Linked DNA regions of Homo sapiens: all the other regions are linked to region 4. A link is a contact called in ENCODE Hi-C or POLR2A ChIA-PET data. All regions are on one chromosome and are shown on one strand. The core of a region is the stretch at or near the end of the contact, and the rest is flanking DNA. Distances in the headings are between cores, read along the strand shown. Region 1 overlaps PTAFR (platelet activating factor receptor). Region 2 overlaps PTAFR (platelet activating factor receptor). Region 3 holds the start of EPB41 (erythrocyte membrane protein band 4.1). Region 4 holds the start of SNHG12 (small nucleolar RNA host gene 12).

Region 1 (3,990 bases), core at 625-3,124, 410 kb after region 4:
GAACGGACGGTGAGCCAGAGGCCCAGTATCTGGTCCCAGCTCTGCCCCTGACACTGTGTTCACCTTGGGAAAATCCTTTCTCATCTCCGGGCCTCAGTTTCCCCATCTGGTCATTGAAGGAGTAAGGAATTCACAGTTTATGCTATCAGTGACAAAATGTGCCTACAGGACTGAGTTTTCTCTGACTGGTGGTGGGAAGCAGGTATGAGGAGAGGCTGGGATCTTATTGTCCTTTTACAGGGAGCAGAGATTCCCCACTTCCCACCCCAGGCCTGTGAAGGAGGCCTTGTTGAAGAGGATGGCATTCTCTTTCTTGGTGGCATCCCCCACTTTCCTGTTCTGATCCCCTAGATGGGTGGAGGCTTGGACCTCAGAGAGGGCAACAGTGGAGCAGGAGCCGGCAGCACCCCTTGATGGGCCTAGGGGTGTGTGTCTGGGTCGGGAGCAGAGCCAGCTCCCAAAGGGCAAGTGCTGGGACCCTGCTGCAGCCCCCTCTCTGACCACCCCCTCTTGGGCTCCTTGACAGCATGATGAGAGCGGGGAGAAGCCTCTGGTGTGTCTTTGTGTGTGCATGTGTGTCTGTGGTTATGTGGGGTGGACAGGGAGCTGGCTCTGGCTATGTCTACATGTATCTGGAATGATGGGCCGGGAGCATATCCGGGCTGCATGTGGCCTGCTCCAGCCAGACAGCTCCCCTCCCAGGAGCAGATGGCCAGCAAAGCCAGCTGAGAGGCTGATATGCCTCTGTGTGTCTTTGGCCGAGGGGAATCACAGCCAGATTCTGTGTGTGTATTTGTTTGTGTGTTTGTGTGTGAGAGAGAGACAGAATATGCAGGGGGAGGATCACCACTCAGCCACCCCTCCCCACCCCCTTGGTTCTGTAGGTGGGAGATCTTCAGGGCCTGGGTTTGGAGTTGAGCTTGGCTGGCTAATGGGAGAAGCATGTCAAAACCAAATTTGTGCATACCCCGCCCCCCCTCCTCTTTTTTTTTTTCTTTTGAGACAGAGTCTTGCTCTGTCACGCAGGCTGGAATGCAGTGGCGTGATCACACCTCACTGCAGCCTCGATCTCCTGGGCTCAAGCAGTCCTCCCACCTCAGTCTCTCGAGTAGCTGATACTGTAGGTGCACACCATCTTGCCTGATTAATTTTTGTGTTTTTGTTTTTGTTTTTGTTTTTGTTTTGTTTTGTTTGTTTGTTTGTTTTTTGTAGAGGTGGGGTTTGACATGATGCCCAGGCTAGTCTTGAACTCCCGTGCTCAAGCAATCCGCCTGCCTTGGCCTCCCAAAGTGCTGGGATTACAGATGTGAGCCACCATGCCTGGCCTACACCCCCCGCACACCCCCCCCCCTTTTTTTTTAAGAGACACAGTCTTGCTCTGTCACCCAGGCTGAAGAGCAGTGGCATGATCGTGACTCACTGCAGCCTTGAACTCCTGGTCTCAAGCTATCCTCCAGCTTTAGCCACCCAAGTAGCCAGGACTACAGGCGCATGCCACCATGCCTGGCTAATTTAAAAAACTTTTTTTTTTTTTTTTTTTTTTTGTGGAAACGGGATCTTGCTATGTTTCCCAGGCTGGTCTTGAACTTCTGGCCTCAAGCCATCTCCTGCCTTGGCTTCCCAAAGCGCTGGGATTACAGGCGTGAGCCACTGCACCCAGCCTGCACTACCTTTCACAGTTCATAAAGTCCATTTCAATGTACCAAGTGCTTTACTGTTTACCCAAAACTGTCACCACCAATAATCTCACTTCCTTTTTTTTTTACAACAATGCTTTGAGATAAGCGAGGCACAGGCACCGCATTTTGCAGATAAAAACCCCAAGGCTCAGAGCTGGAATGAGGCTCAGTCAAGATATGTGGGTGAGTGGCACAGCTGAGGCCAGAGCCCACATCTCCTGGTTTCGGTTCCTATGCTTTCTCTCCGGCTAACCCCGGTTGCTTCTAGGAGAGAATGTGTAGCTGGCTTAGTGCATGGCCAGTTTGGTTGCTTCTTTATTCACTTATTCAACAAACATTTTCTGAGGACAGCAGGGAAGGGAGTTCACAGTTATTGAGTAAATTGCTTCACTCAGCTCTCACAACCACCCCGTGAGGAAGGTTTTATTACCATCATTTTGCAGATGAAGAAAAGGAGGCTGGGAGAGCCAAGGATCACGCAGCAAGGAAGAAACAGACCCAGGTGCAGACTCAGGTCTGTGTGACGCCAGGGCCTGTGCCCAGCCCTGCTTTTTTCCCTGGACGGGGTCCTGGACTGGCCACGAGGACACCAGCAGGACTCAGGAACTCCCAGGCTGGGAAGATGTCAGCGTGATTCCTGGTATAACAGAGGCATGGCTGTGTGCGGTGGCTCATGCCTGTAATCCCAGCACTTTGGGATGTTGAGGTGGGTGGATCACCTGAGATCAGGAGTTTGAGACCAGCCTGGCCAGCATGGTGAAAACCTGTCTCTACTAAAAATATAAAAATTAGCCAGGCATGGTGGCATGCGCTTGTAATCCCAGCTACTTGGAAGGCTGACACATGAGGATCGCTTGAACCTGGGAGGCGGAGGTTGCAGTAAGCTGAGATTGCATCATTGCACTCCAGCCTAGGTGATAGACTGAGATTCAGTCTCAACCCCCCACCCCCGCAACACACACACAAAAACCAGAGGCATAACAGAGGCATGATGTGCCCAGTGCTGGGGCAGCCCAGAGGAGATGGTTCCTCCCTCCCTCTTCCTGGCCCTGTCCTGGAAGCAAAATTGGATAGGGTAACTCACAAACAGATACCACCTGGGTATCTGGGAGCCAGGAGGAGAGACCCAGGCCAGACTTGGGGTTTCCTAGGCCAACTGAGCAGAGGCTGAGTCTCCTCAATGTAATATACATATCTGGGGCCAGGATGAGGTCCCCAATGAGAAGGAACACTGGGTAACTCTGACTGGTACCCAGATCATCCTCATCCCTCGTGCCCTAGACCCTGTCCGTAACCTCTCCCAGACATGGTGCTTCATTCATCAGCCAATAAATGTGCATGGTCCCTTGCGCTGGGAATTGTAGGGAGCCTGGCACAGAATTCCCCAGAGGTCAGGATTTCTCCTCCCTTAATTCGTCGCTCAAATCCTTCTGCATCTTGGAGAAATGGTATTGAAACCACTCTGTGAGAGGTAACATTAGAGGGTGTGGTCGGCACGGCCAGGTCAGGGCACAAATATCAAGCAACAGGGCATGTCAGAACAGGAAGTAACTCATGTATTGAGTACCTTCTATATGCCTAGCACTGTAGAGGTTGTCTGTCTTCAACATCAGGGCTATCCTGTGAGGTCAAGTTTTTTTTTTTTTTTGAGATGGAGTCTCGGTCTGTCACCCAGGCTGGAGTGCAGTGGCACAATCTCAGTTCACTGAAACTTCCCCCTCCCGGGTTCAAGTGGTTCTTCTGCCTCAGCCTCCCATGTAGCTGGGATTACAGATGTGCGCCACCACACCCAGCTAATTTTTGTATTTTTAGTAGATATGGGGTTTCGTCATGTTGGCCAGGCCAGTCTTGAACTCCTGACCTCAGGTGATCTGCCTGCCTCGGCCTCCCAGAGTGCTGGGATTACAGGTGTGAGCCACCCCACCCAGCCTAATTTGTATTAATTATTTATTTATTATTTTTATTTATTTTTTGAGATGGAGTCTCGCTGTTGCCCAGGCTGGAGTGCAGTGGCACAATCTTGGCTCACTGCAGACTCTGCACCCCGGGTTCACGCCATTCTCCTGCCTCAGCCTCCCGAATAGCTGGGACTACAGGCGCCCACCACCTTGCCCAGCTAATTTTTTGTATTTTTAGTAGAGACAGGGTTTTACCGTGTTAGCCAGGATGGTCTCGATCTCCTGATCTTGTGATCCGCCCGCCTTGGCCTCCCAAAGTGCTGGGATTACAGGCGTGAGCCACCGCGCCGGGCCCTTATTTTTATTTTTAAGAGATAGGGTCTTGCTCTGTTGCCCAGGCTGGAGTGCAGTGG
Region 2 (3,606 bases), core at 774-3,273, 430 kb after region 4:
TTCCAGGACAGCAAATTCCACCAGGCCATTAATGATGCACATCAGGTCACCCTCTGCCTCCTTAGCACCAACTGTGTCTTAGACCCTGTTATCTACTGTTTCCTCACCAAGAAGTTCCGCAAGCACCTCACCGAAAAGTTCTACAGCATGCGCAGTAGCCGGAAATGCTCCCGGGCCACCACGGATACGGTCACTGAAGTGGTTGTGCCATTCAACCAGATCCCTGGCAATTCCCTCAAAAATTAGTCCCTGCTTCCAGGCCTGAAGTCTTCTCCTCCATGAACATCATGGACTGAGCTGGGGGAAGAAGGGATATCTACTGTGGTCTGGGCACCACCTCTGTGGGCACTGGTGGGCCATTAGATTTGGAGGCTACCTCACCTGGGCAGGGATGATGGCAGAGCCAGGCTGTTGGAAAATCCAGAACTCAAATGAGCCCCTTCATCCGCCTGTGGGCGCATACTACAGTAACTGTGACTGATGACTTTATCCTGAGTCCCTTAATCTTATGGGGCCGGAAGGAATGTCAGGGCCAGGTGCAGACCTTGGGGGAAGACTTTAAACCACCTAGTTCTCCCCGATGGGGCATCGGTCTAAAGCTTTGGGGGAGTGGGCGCAGTGGCTCACACCTGTAATCCCAGCACTTTGGGAGGCCGAGGTGGGCAGATCATGGGTCAAGAGATCGAGACCATCCTGGCCAACATTGTAAAACCCCATCTCTACTAAAACATACAAAAATTAGCCGGGCATGGTGGCACACGCCTGTAGTCCCAGCTACTCAGGAGGCTGAGGCAGGAGAATCGCTTGAACCTGGGAGGCAGAGGTTGCAGTGAACCTAGATTGCACCATTGCACTCTAGCCTGGCAACAGAGCGAGATTCCATCTCAAAAAAAAAAAAAAAAAAAAAAAAAAAGCTTTGGGCAACTACTCTCAAGTGATAGAGGTAGACTGGGTTAGGAAAGGACACTGCCCTCACTGTATGGCACTACCTTGGGGCAGACTTTTGAGCTAAGATGTTGCCATCCTCTCTCCACCCTCCGGCACAAGGTCTTTGTGACCTTTCTCAGGGGAAGGGGCTTGATGGAACCTTCTCTGACTCATCTGGCAACCTGTCCCTAATGGTGACCAAAGAAGATAAAACATGAACAGACCAAAAGCTAGGACAAGAGCTTGCTTCCCAAGACAGACGTGTCTGTCTGCAAAGGCCTTGCCTCTAGTCCAGTCAGCTCTGGGGGAGTGGGAAGGAGATGCCCACCTCCTCTTTCTGTCTCAACAATAGTCCCTAATTAAGTACCTTCTGTGGGGCAGCCACCCACTGAGGGTGGGCAAAGGCCCCTTGAAAGCAAAATTGGGGCTGGGCTCAGTGGCTCATGCCTATAATCCCAGCACTTTGGGAGGCCAAGGCAGGCAGATCACCTGAGGTCCGGAGTTCGAGACCAGCCTGGCCAACGTGGTGAAACGCCATCTCCACTAAGAATACAAAAATATGGCTCATGCCTGTAATCCCAGTACTTTGGGAGGCTGAGGTGGGCCGATCATTTGAAGTTAGGAGTTTGAGACCAGCCTGACCAATATGGTAAAACCCCGTCTCTACTAAAAATACAAAAAAATTAGCCTGGCGTGGTGGCGCATGCCTGTAGTCCCATAGGCTGTAGCTACTGGGAGGAGGCGGAGCTTGCAGTGAGCCGAGATCACGCCACTGCTCTCCAGCCTGGGCGACAGAGTGAGACTCTGTGTCAAAAACAAACAAACAAACAAAAAAGGCAAAATTGGAGCTGTCCAGGCCAGGACACCCCGATGTCCAGGGGCTTCCATACGAACAGGCACATGGGCTGGGAAGTACATGAGGCCCCTGGGTAGAAGGGTCTGTCAGTTCTCTCCTCCCTTGCCCTCTGGGAGGGTCCTCCTAACATAGCTTCCAGGAGGTGGGAGGAGCAGTTACTGTCAGCAGGTGTCAGCCAGGTGTCAGCTTCTCCTGGGGATCTCTAGATGTCTGCTTGTGATTTTTGGCAAGTATATGCAAATGAGCCTCCTCTCCTGCCCTGAGACAAGTATCTGCAGTGTGAACCTGGCAGCCTCAGACCCAAGGGGCTCAGAGGAAACTTCTCTGGTTTCTAGAGCTCTGTGCTCCTTCAGAGAAGTCTTCCTTCCTTCCAGTCAGTGTCCCTGTGAAGCTGGGATACTCATTTCCTGTGTACCGGGCAAACACCGGATTGCTGATTTTGAGAAATGCCTCTCGATGGACCTGTAACCTGCTGGAGTCTGGGATGGTAGCTGTGGGCTGGACTTGGCTGATGGGATGACCCGGTGGCTAGTGCAGCATCACACAAGCCTGGTTCAAGTCTTGGCTGTGTCATTTCCTGCTGAGGGACCAGGCACTGAATTTCCTACCTCTTAGGGTCATTACCTATGAGGTTAAAGCTACCTCATGGGATTGTTATACGCCACTAATGTTGAGGCAGACACCTCTTGGCAGGGTGACTGCTCATCTTAGACCCTCCCCTTTTCTGCGAATTTGGGCCCCTTGATCCTCTGATGGGAGCTGAAAGGATGAGAGGTGGGCATCTAGATTTAGGGAGGCTGTTCAGGCTTTGCAGGTCCCTTACCTGAACACATAGAAACCCTGGAGCTGTGACTGTGTCCATGTGTGTGTGTTTGTCTGTGTGTGTTGCGGGGGATGGGCACCTGCATGAATGTGGTAGAGAAAATGGCTCTGCTCAGAGGGAAGATACGCATAGCAAGGCAGGGACCAGAGGAATCACAGGCGCCTGGAGAGCAGCCGGGCACCGCCTCCAGGGACCTGCCGGCTTCCCTCAGTCCTCCAGGGGCCCAGCACTCTTCCTTTAGGCCCTGTGAGCGTCCCTTGTCAGGATACATTCTCTCATTTTGCTGAAGCTGATTTGATTGGGTGTCTGTTTCTCGCAGCCAAAAGAGCTCTGAATGAGGAAAGTGCTTCTGTGCTAACTCCCCGCGTCTCCTGAATTTCAGTCATTCATGTACCCGCCTCGAAATTTTTGCAATATCTGTGTACCAACTGTCCATTTACTTAATAAAGAAGTTTTCTTTAAATTAAGTCACTTTTAAAAACTTACATTTATTTGAAAGAAAACATTATAACATAATTGTAAATGAAAACTAATACTACCTGCCACAAATAGAAGGTAGACATAAACATAAAACCGTAACTATAAAAATGTTTCTCGCCTGGGTGCGGTGGCTCACACCTGTAATCCCAACATTTTGGGAGGCTGAGGAGGGTGGATTGCTTGAGCCCAGGAGTTCGAGACCAGCCTGAGAAACATGGCAAAATGCTGCCTCTACAAAAAATTTGTGGGTGTGGTGGCTCACGCCTGTAATCCCAGCACTTTGGGAGGCCAAGGAGGGCAGATTACCTGAGGTCAGACGTTCAAGACCAGTCTGGTCAACATGGCGAAACCCCGTCTCTACTAAAAATACAAAATTAGCCGGTCATGATGGTGGGTGCCTATAATCCCAGCTTCCCAGCTACTTGGGAAGCTGAGGCAGGAGAATCACAATCACTTGAACCCGGGAGTTGGAGATGGCAGTGAGCCGAGATCGCGCCACTGCACTCCAGCCTGGGTGACA
Region 3 (3,844 bases), core at 1,265-3,764, 330 kb before region 4:
GAGGTGGCTCACATCTGTAATCCCAGCACTTTGGGAGGCCCAGGGAGGAGGATCTCTTGAGTCCAGGAATTCAAGACCACCCTAGGCAACATAGTGAGACTGTCTCTACAAAAAATAAAAAGACATTAGCCAAGCATGGGGGCACACGCCTATAGTCCCAGCTACTAGGGAGGCTGAGGCAGGAGGATCACTTGAGCCCAGGAGTTTAAGGCTGCAGTGAGCCGTGATCATGCCACTGCACTCCAGCCTGGGTGACAGAATGAGACCCTGTTTAAAAAAAAAAAAAATTGTTGGGAGAATTTTGGTAAAACCTACAGATTAAAAACATTTATTTCTAAGCCTGAATTCAAACATACAAGGAAAAATGTATAGTTTTGTTGGTAGAAGACAGAGGAATCAGAAGGTTGGCATTCTGAACTTATGTTCAACAATGAGTTCACCTTTTTTTGAGACAGTTTTGCTCTGTTGCCCAGGTTGAAGTGCAGTGGTGCAATCTCGGCTCACTGCAACCTCCGCCTCCTAGGTTCAAGCGATTCTCCTGCCTCCACCTACTGAGTAGGTGGGATTACAGGCACATGCCACCACACCCAGCTACTTTTTTGCATTTTTAGTACAGATGGGGTTTCACCATGCTGGCCAGGCTAGTCTCGAACTCCTGACCTCAAGTGATCCACCCGCCTTGGCCTCCCAAAGTGCTGGGATTACAGGCGTGAGCCACCGTGCCCGACATAGTTCACTTTTAATAGTGCCAAAGATATACTGTACTTGTTTCCCCAGGTGTATGAATAATATCTATATTTACCTTAATTATAAGCTTCTTATAGAAAGCACACTGAATTAACTACTTTGATTCTAAGGCAATCTGGTGTTCAGTTATTACATCTATTTTTGAATCTGCCATTTATTGAGTGCTTACTGTACGCCAGATAGCATGTACGCTACATGGATTATATTAATAACACCCCAAACCAAAAATTTTACAACTGGCGAAGAACTGATTACACTTTCAATTTACAGAAAAGGAAAATGAAGAGTACATCAAGTTTCCATAAAAAGTAGGGGTTAGTGCTACATTAACAAAACTGGGACGGGAAGAAACATATACGGGCTATATATCCTGCTTTTGATTAAAGGGATCAAACCAACTAAAATTTTTGCCAGGACTGAGAATACAGAAAACAACAATGAGCAACAGCATTGACTACAGTACATCCTCAAGAGAGTATAAATCCACTATAATAATATCCAAGACACAAGACACAACCATTTCTTGCAATTTTCCCTAAAAACAGAAGGGAAGAAAATAGCAGCTGTGAAATCACCCAGACTACAAAAAAAAAAAAAAAAAAAAGCATCTGAAAAAAAAAAAGGAAAAAGAAAAAACTATCTCCTAATGAACAACTACATGCCAAAAAACAAGTCTCCACAGACTAGTCATTTATGGCAGGGTACAGGGTACAGTTAAAGAAACAACAGGATGACAGTCGCTATCATGTGGCCAGAAACCAGTCCATCAGCAATCTGTTTCACGTGAGATCACTTTTTCTCAAGAGAATGCCTGTTCTTGGGGAGCATGACCTGTTTTGGCAAAACCTCCCCAGGAATAATGGCCTGCTGGTCAATCTCGGAGGGCGAGCCCAGACCCGGCCTCTCCACAGGTACAGCAGCCCAGCGAGCACGGAGGAAGATTTCCAAGCCGACAGATGCGCGAACTGAAAAAGGAGGTCACGACGCTGAGAGAATAGATTTAACCCTCTGCTCGCTGGGAACCCAGAAGACTAAGGGGGAACATGTTTTTCAATGATGCAGGCGTCGGTGGCGGGAAGGCCTGCGAAGTCTTGCCAGGGCTCCCTGCAGTCCTCAGATTCCGCCTGACTTCTGCAGACAGCCCAGCTCCCTCGCCAGGAAGAAATCGCTCCGCGGCTGCACGCAACACCTTCACCGTCTGAAACCTGCGATTCTCCGCATTTGGTTTCCTCCCGAGGCTCCTGCACACCGCACCGTGATTGACGCACCCGAGGGGACCGTCAAAAATACATCTCAAGCCTAACTTTCCAACACTCCCGCGACGCAACCCCTTCCCCTTTCCTCAGCGGCTCTGGCCCGCCCCTCGCTCCTCGGGCCGCGTCCCGGCTGGCGACTCGGCGTGCACACGAGGCTCCTCCGCGGGAGAGCCCGCGCCCCGGCCCGGGGCCTGTCGGGGGTTGCAGACAAAGAGGCTGCAGCGCCGCCGCGGCCGCCAGGACCGTCCCCACGGGGACAGCTCCACGCCCACCGCCCCGGCTCCCGCGCCGCCGCCGCCGCCTCGCCTCACCGGTGGCTCCGGGGCCGGGCTCCTGCGCCCGCCACTGCTGCAGCCCGACGAACAATGGCAGGAGGAGGCGCCGGCGTCCGAGGCTCGGGCCCTCTGCGGCTCGCGGGCCCGCCGGCTGCTGCTGGCTGACTGACTAAACGCACCAGCGGAGGGAGGGAGCGAGCGAGCGACCCTGGCGCGCGCCCTCCCGCCTTCCCTCTGCGAGGCGAGGCCAGCCCGGCCCGCAGCCCGCCCGCCGGCCCGCGCCCCTCCCCCTCAGTTCGCCACAACATTGTAGTAAATTTCTATTGGGCCGCGCCGGAGGGAAGGAGGGGGCCGGGCCCGCGGCCCGTCCGCCCATTGGCTGAGGCCAACTTCTAGCTCCCCTTGTTTCCCCCCTCCCCTAGGCCGGTAAGGAGAGGAGAGGGGAACGAAAAAGAGAGAGGAAAAGGCAAGGGGCTGGCCGCGTGTGCGCACGCGCAAGTCGAACCCGGTCTGGAGCCGGGGTGTTCCGGGATCCCGCAGCACCCACGTGGGGCATGAGGCAGCTAGAGCCCTGGACGGTGAGGCCCTTTCCTCCTTCCAAGTAAGAGGCCGAGATTTGGAAGCCTCAGGGAAGTAACTCGCGTAGAGGTTGTAGCCAGGCTACCCCAACTGACTCCCCCTAAACGCTTAGTGACCTCGGGTAAGTCACTCAGCTTCTCTGTACCTCAGTTTCCCCATCCACTAGTTTGACTGTCTCTAGGCGCCCTTCCAACCCTGACATTCGATGAGACTTTACCTCTCGTGCCAGCTGTGTAAGGCCTGAAATGGAAGCTAAGTGTTGAGACCACGCCAAGATTGAACCTGTCTTCTGCATTTAAGGATCTCCTAATTCCCCCCTGGCAATCTCAACATTATAAAGACCTAGCTTCCGAGGTCTGGTCTCCAGATGAACTGAGGGTTGCTCTGACAATTGCTTAGTGTGTCTTTATTTCCTTCCAGAAGTGTCAGAGACCCCTTGACCCTTCCTACTCCCTGCTAGGCTGGTCTGTGAACAGGCTTCGGACCCACAGTGCAGAAAGAAGGCTTTTGTTTTAAGCATGATACCTAGAAGGTAAGATAGGATCTGGTGTTCTATTTTAGAGATGAGGAAACTGAAGCAGAGAGACTTAAAACTGACAGGATAAGAAGCCAGGCCATCTGACAGCAGAGTCTGTAGATGCCAGCTAGACATTCCTGATATCTAATCACAGCCCCTTCACGATCCCAGCACAGCCTCTGGAAACAGATTGCCTGGGTTCAATTCTTAGTCTCCAGCCTTTTCTAATGGTTTGATTTTCATTTTTCTTTTATTTATTTATTTATTTATTTGAGACGGAGTCTCGCTCTGTCACCAGGCTGGAGTGCGGTGCCGGAATCTCGGCTCACTGCAACCTCTGCCTCCCGGGTTCAAGCGATTCTCCTGCCTCAGCCTCCCGAGTAGCTGGGACTACAGGCGTGTACCACCACGCCCAGCTAATTTTTGTATTTTTAGTAGAGACGGGGTTTCACCGTGTTAGTCTCGATCTC
Region 4 (4,060 bases), core at 84-2,583:
ACCATGCCTGGGTAATTTTTTTTTTTTGTATTTTTAGTAGAGATGGGGTTTTGTCATGTTGGCCAGGCTGGTCTCTAGTTCCTGATGTCAGGTAATCCACCTGCCTTGGCCTCCCGAATTGGTGGGAGCTACTGCGCCTGGGAGATATACATTTTTTCTTAATGGTTTTTTGACAGCTTTATTGAGGCATAATTGACACAGAATAAACTGCACAAGCCTGGGCGAAAAAGCGAGACTTCATCTCCAAAAAAAAAAAAAAAAGTTTAATAATTTTACTTTTTTTCTTTTTTTTTTGAGACGGAGTCTCGCTCTTGTCGCCCAGGCTGGAGTGTAATGGCTCCATCTTAGCTCACTTCAACCTCCGCTTCCCAGGTTCAAACGATTCTCCTGCCTCAGCCTCCCAAGTAGCTGGGATTACAGGCGCCTGCCACCACGCCCAGCTAATTTTTGTATTTTTAGTAGAAACGGGTTTTCACCATGTTGGCTAGGCTGGACTTGAAATCCTGACCTCAGGTTATCTGCCCCCTCGGACTCCCAAAGTGCTGGAATTACAGGTGGGAGCCACCGCGCCCAGCATAATTATTAAGCTTTTAAAGCGTAAACAAACGGCCGGGCGCGGTGGCTCGTGCCTGTAATCCCAGCACTTTGGGAGGCCGAGGCGGGTGGATCACGAGGTCAGGAAATCGAGACCATCCTGCCCAACATGGGGAAACCCTGTCTCTACTAAAAATACAAAAAATTAGCCGGGCGTGGTGGCGGGCGCCTGTAATCCCAGCTACTTGGGAGGCTGAGGCAGGAGAATGGCGTGAACCCGGGAGCGGGAGCTTGCAGTGAGCTGAGATGGCGCCACTGCACTCCAGCCTGGGCGACAGAGCAGCTCCGTCTCAAGAAAAAAAAAAAAAAGCATAAACTACAAAAAAAAAAATTGACTCTTAGACTTCATAAAAATTAAAAAACTTTTAGCAGGCTGGCTGGCGTGTGGAGACCAGACTGTCGGGAGCAACAGCAGGATCTGGGAGATAAGAGACTATTGCTATCATCTGGGTCAACGATTAGGGTAACATCAGTGGAAGGGGTAAGAAACAGTCAGATTATTGATACATTTTAAAGGTAGAGCACACAGGAGTTGCTGATGGCTTGGACATGTGATGTTAGAGAAAGAGAGGAGTCCAGGACCACAGGCATGCGCCCCCACGACCTGCTAAAGTAGTACTTACTTTTTATTTTATTTTATTTTTTTGAGACAGAGTCTCGTTCTGTTGCCCAGGCTAGAGTGCAGTGACGCGATCTCGGCTCTCTGCAAGCTCCGCCTCCCGGGTTCACGCCATTCTCCTGCCTCAGCCTCCCGGGTAGCTGGGACTACAGGCGCCCGCGACCACGCCCGGCTAATTTTTTTTTGTATTTTTTTTTAGTAGAGACCGGGTTTCGCCGTGTTAGCCAGGATGGTCTCGATCTCCTGACCTCGTGATCCACCCGCCTTGGCCTCCCAAAGTGCTGGGATTACAGGCGTGAGTAACCGCACCCGGCAGTAGTACCTACTTTTTAAAGTGTAAGCAAGGAAAGTTGGCCCGCACCTGTAGTCCCATCTACCTGGGAGGCTGAGGTGGAAGAATTGCTTGAGCCCAGTTGGTCGAGGCTGCAATGAGCCTTGATCACGCCACTGCACTCCAGCCTGGGCAACAGAACAAGACCCTGTCTCAAACAAAAAAGTGTATGTAAGAATAAAAATTAATAGATTAGGCACAGGATGGGTGTTTAATTCTCGGCAATCACCACTAAGTTTTCATACTGAGGCTTATTCATTCCATGGGCAAAACATTGCGCTATGTGTGGTGCCTGGGGTGGGCTCCAAATTCCAGTCCTCTCCTCGCTTGCGATAGCTGTGTGATCCATTCCTAAGTTTCCTTATTTGTCCACAGAGCGTACACAGGGTTTTTATGAAAACTAGATCAGATAATCAGACACAGTTAAAATAGCACGCGCTCAGTAAAATTACATATTAGTGGAAGAGACAAGCCTTGAATAAATCGCCTTTCGGGGAGTATGACCCCCTCCCCGAAACCCACTCAGGCGCTGCTCGCTCGCACGCCCACTGAGCTCGGAGCGGAGCCCGAGCCCTTTCCCAGCACACAGGGTTCATTTCCAGACTGAAAGACATCCCAGAGACAACTCCAGAGGCCAAGGCGGGTCGGCTTCCTGCGTGGGCCCAGCGCCGGGCACTGAAAGGTGAAGGCGCTTCTTCCGCTCGGAGGAAAGCCTCTGGCGGTTCTCGCTTCGCGGGCTCGGGATGGACACGCGCGTAGGGCTGGGGAGGTGACGCGCGGACAACGCCGGGGCGAGCAAACTACAACTCCCAGGCAGCTGTGCGCCACGCGGGCGGCCTACTGTCGGGTGTGGCCGCGAGGGGCGGCCTATATAAGCTCTTGCTCGCGGCTTCAGCGCCCTTTCTCCCCGCCGCATTCCCGGTGTCGACTTACTAGCTGCAAGCCTCTGCCTGCCTTCCTGCGCGCCGTTCCCCGCTAGTCGCTGCTGCTGGCGCGCACTCGCCGGGTTTTTCCTCCCACGGCCTCGAGATGGTGGTGAATGTGGCACGGAGGAGCCGGGCCTTCCAACCCGGTGGGCCCGAGCTCCGAAAGGCCCCCTCGGCAGTGAGAGGGGCGGGAGCCCGCGGGGGCCGCGCCCTTCTCTCGCTTCGGACTGCGCAACGCTGCGCTCTGGGCTGACAGGTGAGTGTTGCAGGCAGGCGGCCGGGTTTACGGAAGGGGTGGGGGTTTGGGAACCGGTCTCCTGGGGGATGCGGGGATGAATCCCTGGGCCTGAAGTGTCTTAATTCAGGGGGAGGCCGCATGCTGGTGTCAGGATGGCCTCCAGTTGAATCTGTGACATTTACCAGCTAGGTGATTTTGGGACTGGTGACTACGCGCGAGACCTCTGGAGGTCGCCCTGGTAGACACGGTTTTCAGAAGGACGGGTTTTAGGCATTCAGACCCTTGCGTGCATCCCAGCTTGTTGCTTTCAGCCTCGCTAAGTGACTAAGCGACCTTCAGGAAGTAACTTAATCGGTCTAAACCTCTTACCTGTAATAGGCGGATAAAACGGTCCCATCAAGACTGAGAAAAAGCACACCAGCTATTGGCACAGCGTGGGCAGTGGGGCCTACAGGATGACTGACTTAGTCTACAGAGATCCCGGCGTACTTAAGCAGGTAGTAATGATGGACAGGTGAGGCTTTAGGCGGCCGCCCTGGGATCTGAATTGCCCCTTGGCCCTTATCGAAGCTGCAGCTGCTTCCGCATAGCTGCTGTGGTCAAAAAGGAGCCCAGAGTGACAGTTTTCCTTGACGGTCGCCGTTCTGTTTGTTGTAACTGATCTGCAACATTTTGGGAAAATACAGTTCCATTGTACCTGCCACCTTTCAGCTGTAGCCAGAGACCTTTATCAAAATGGGCTTGTTTCCACAGAACAGCAGAACGGTTGGGGGTTTGCATGTACAGTTAACCAGCATAAGACTCGTACTGGGAAAATCCAGCTGGGATGTGACACAGCTTAACTGATAGCTTAAGGCATCAGTATTGGGACCAAAGGCTGGTCAGATTTGTATCATTCTGAGGACCAAATGATGGGAACAATAAAATTGTTCATGACAGTTGTTCTCATTTTGCTGTCCAGATGAAGACTCTTAAGATGACAGAAGGTGATTTTTCTGGTGATCGAGGACTTCCGGGGTAATGACAGTGATGAAATGCAGGGGACCTGGTAGGTTTCTTTTGGAGACTAACTGGGGGCTGCCTGGTGGGACAGAACAGCATGTTTCCAAGGGCTGTGGCTGGTCATAGCCATGGGATCTCCAACTGCATGCAAGAGCAACCTGGAAAGACTTTGACAGCGCAGGTCAGTACAATACCTGCAAGCTGCCACTCAGCTTTCCTATAATGTTTCAGGACCAGGGCTGGAAGCCTTCCATGTGTCAACTTCAATGTAGATGGGTTTTTTTTTTTTTTTTTTTTTGAGACGGAGTCTTGCTCTGTCACCCAGGCTGCTGGAGTGCAGTGGCATGATC

What was found. A loop is a pair of places that touch in the nucleus more often than their neighbours do. ChIA-PET counts read pairs that join two places held with the same protein, here RNA polymerase II (POLR2A). Pooled maps may share reads with other maps.
Region 1: a loop to region 4 is called in a pooled map, with 3 times the contacts of the local background. The contact joins the enhancer-like site here to the promoter of SNHG12 in region 4. A Hi-C loop is called at or near these places in 2 of 50 pooled maps. POLR2A ChIA-PET finds 5 or more read pairs at or near these places in 3 of 52 experiments (K562, WTC11 and activated CD4-positive, alpha-beta T cell).
Region 2: a loop to region 4 is called in a pooled map, with 2.8 times the contacts of the local background. The contact joins the enhancer-like site here to the promoter of SNHG12 in region 4. A Hi-C loop is called at or near these places in 1 of 50 pooled maps. POLR2A ChIA-PET finds 5 or more read pairs at or near these places in 4 of 52 experiments (GM12878, HEK293, K562 and 1 more).
Region 3: a loop to region 4 is called in a pooled map, with 6 times the contacts of the local background. The contact joins the promoter of EPB41 here to the promoter of SNHG12 in region 4. A Hi-C loop is called at or near these places in 1 of 168 maps with a recorded cell type or tissue (CD8-positive, alpha-beta T cell) and 6 of 50 pooled maps. POLR2A ChIA-PET finds 5 or more read pairs at or near these places in 10 of 52 experiments (BJ, CD4-positive, alpha-beta T cell, CD4-positive, alpha-beta memory T cell and 7 more).

What each region holds. Positions count from the first base shown.
Region 1 is chr1:28,170,660-28,174,649 of GRCh38, reverse strand. All of the region lies in intron 1 of PTAFR (platelet activating factor receptor), which reads left to right. Among named protein-coding and RNA genes, the nearest start is that of PTAFR, 4.0 kb to the left of the region's middle. RefSeq lists enhancers at 3,116-3,165, 3,176-3,245, 3,286-3,395, 3,436-3,485. Within about 2 kb of position 1,874, at least 16 of the 41 ENCODE cell types and tissues checked have a DNase peak (open chromatin) inside an H3K27ac peak, as active enhancers do.
Region 2 is chr1:28,146,633-28,150,238 of GRCh38, reverse strand. It overlaps PTAFR (platelet activating factor receptor), which reads left to right. Exons shown (of 2, transcript NM_000952.5): 2 at 1-3,073. The coding sequence ends at 246. Among named protein-coding and RNA genes, the nearest start is that of PTAFR, 28 kb to the left of the region's middle. RefSeq lists enhancers at 1,808-1,947, 1,542-2,042. Within about 2 kb of position 2,023, at least 3 of the 41 ENCODE cell types and tissues checked have a DNase peak (open chromatin) inside an H3K27ac peak, as active enhancers do; they include GM12878, where a contact is called at or near this core.
Region 3 is chr1:28,913,239-28,917,082 of GRCh38, reverse strand. It overlaps EPB41 (erythrocyte membrane protein band 4.1), which reads right to left and starts at 2,514. Exons shown (of 21, transcript NM_001376013.1): 1 at 2,315-2,514. RefSeq lists an enhancer at 1,710-1,869 and a silencer at 2,090-2,749.
Region 4 is chr1:28,580,256-28,584,315 of GRCh38, reverse strand. It overlaps SNHG12 (small nucleolar RNA host gene 12), which reads left to right and starts at 1,333. Exons shown (of 6, transcript NR_146382.1): 1 at 1,333-2,226; 2 at 3,087-3,205; 3 at 3,670-3,756. It overlaps SNORA44 (small nucleolar RNA, H/ACA box 44), which reads left to right and starts at 3,804; the gene lies at 3,804-3,935. SNORA16A (small nucleolar RNA, H/ACA box 16A) reads left to right here and starts at 3,263; the gene lies at 3,263-3,396. RefSeq lists enhancers at 2,166-2,951, 2,952-3,737.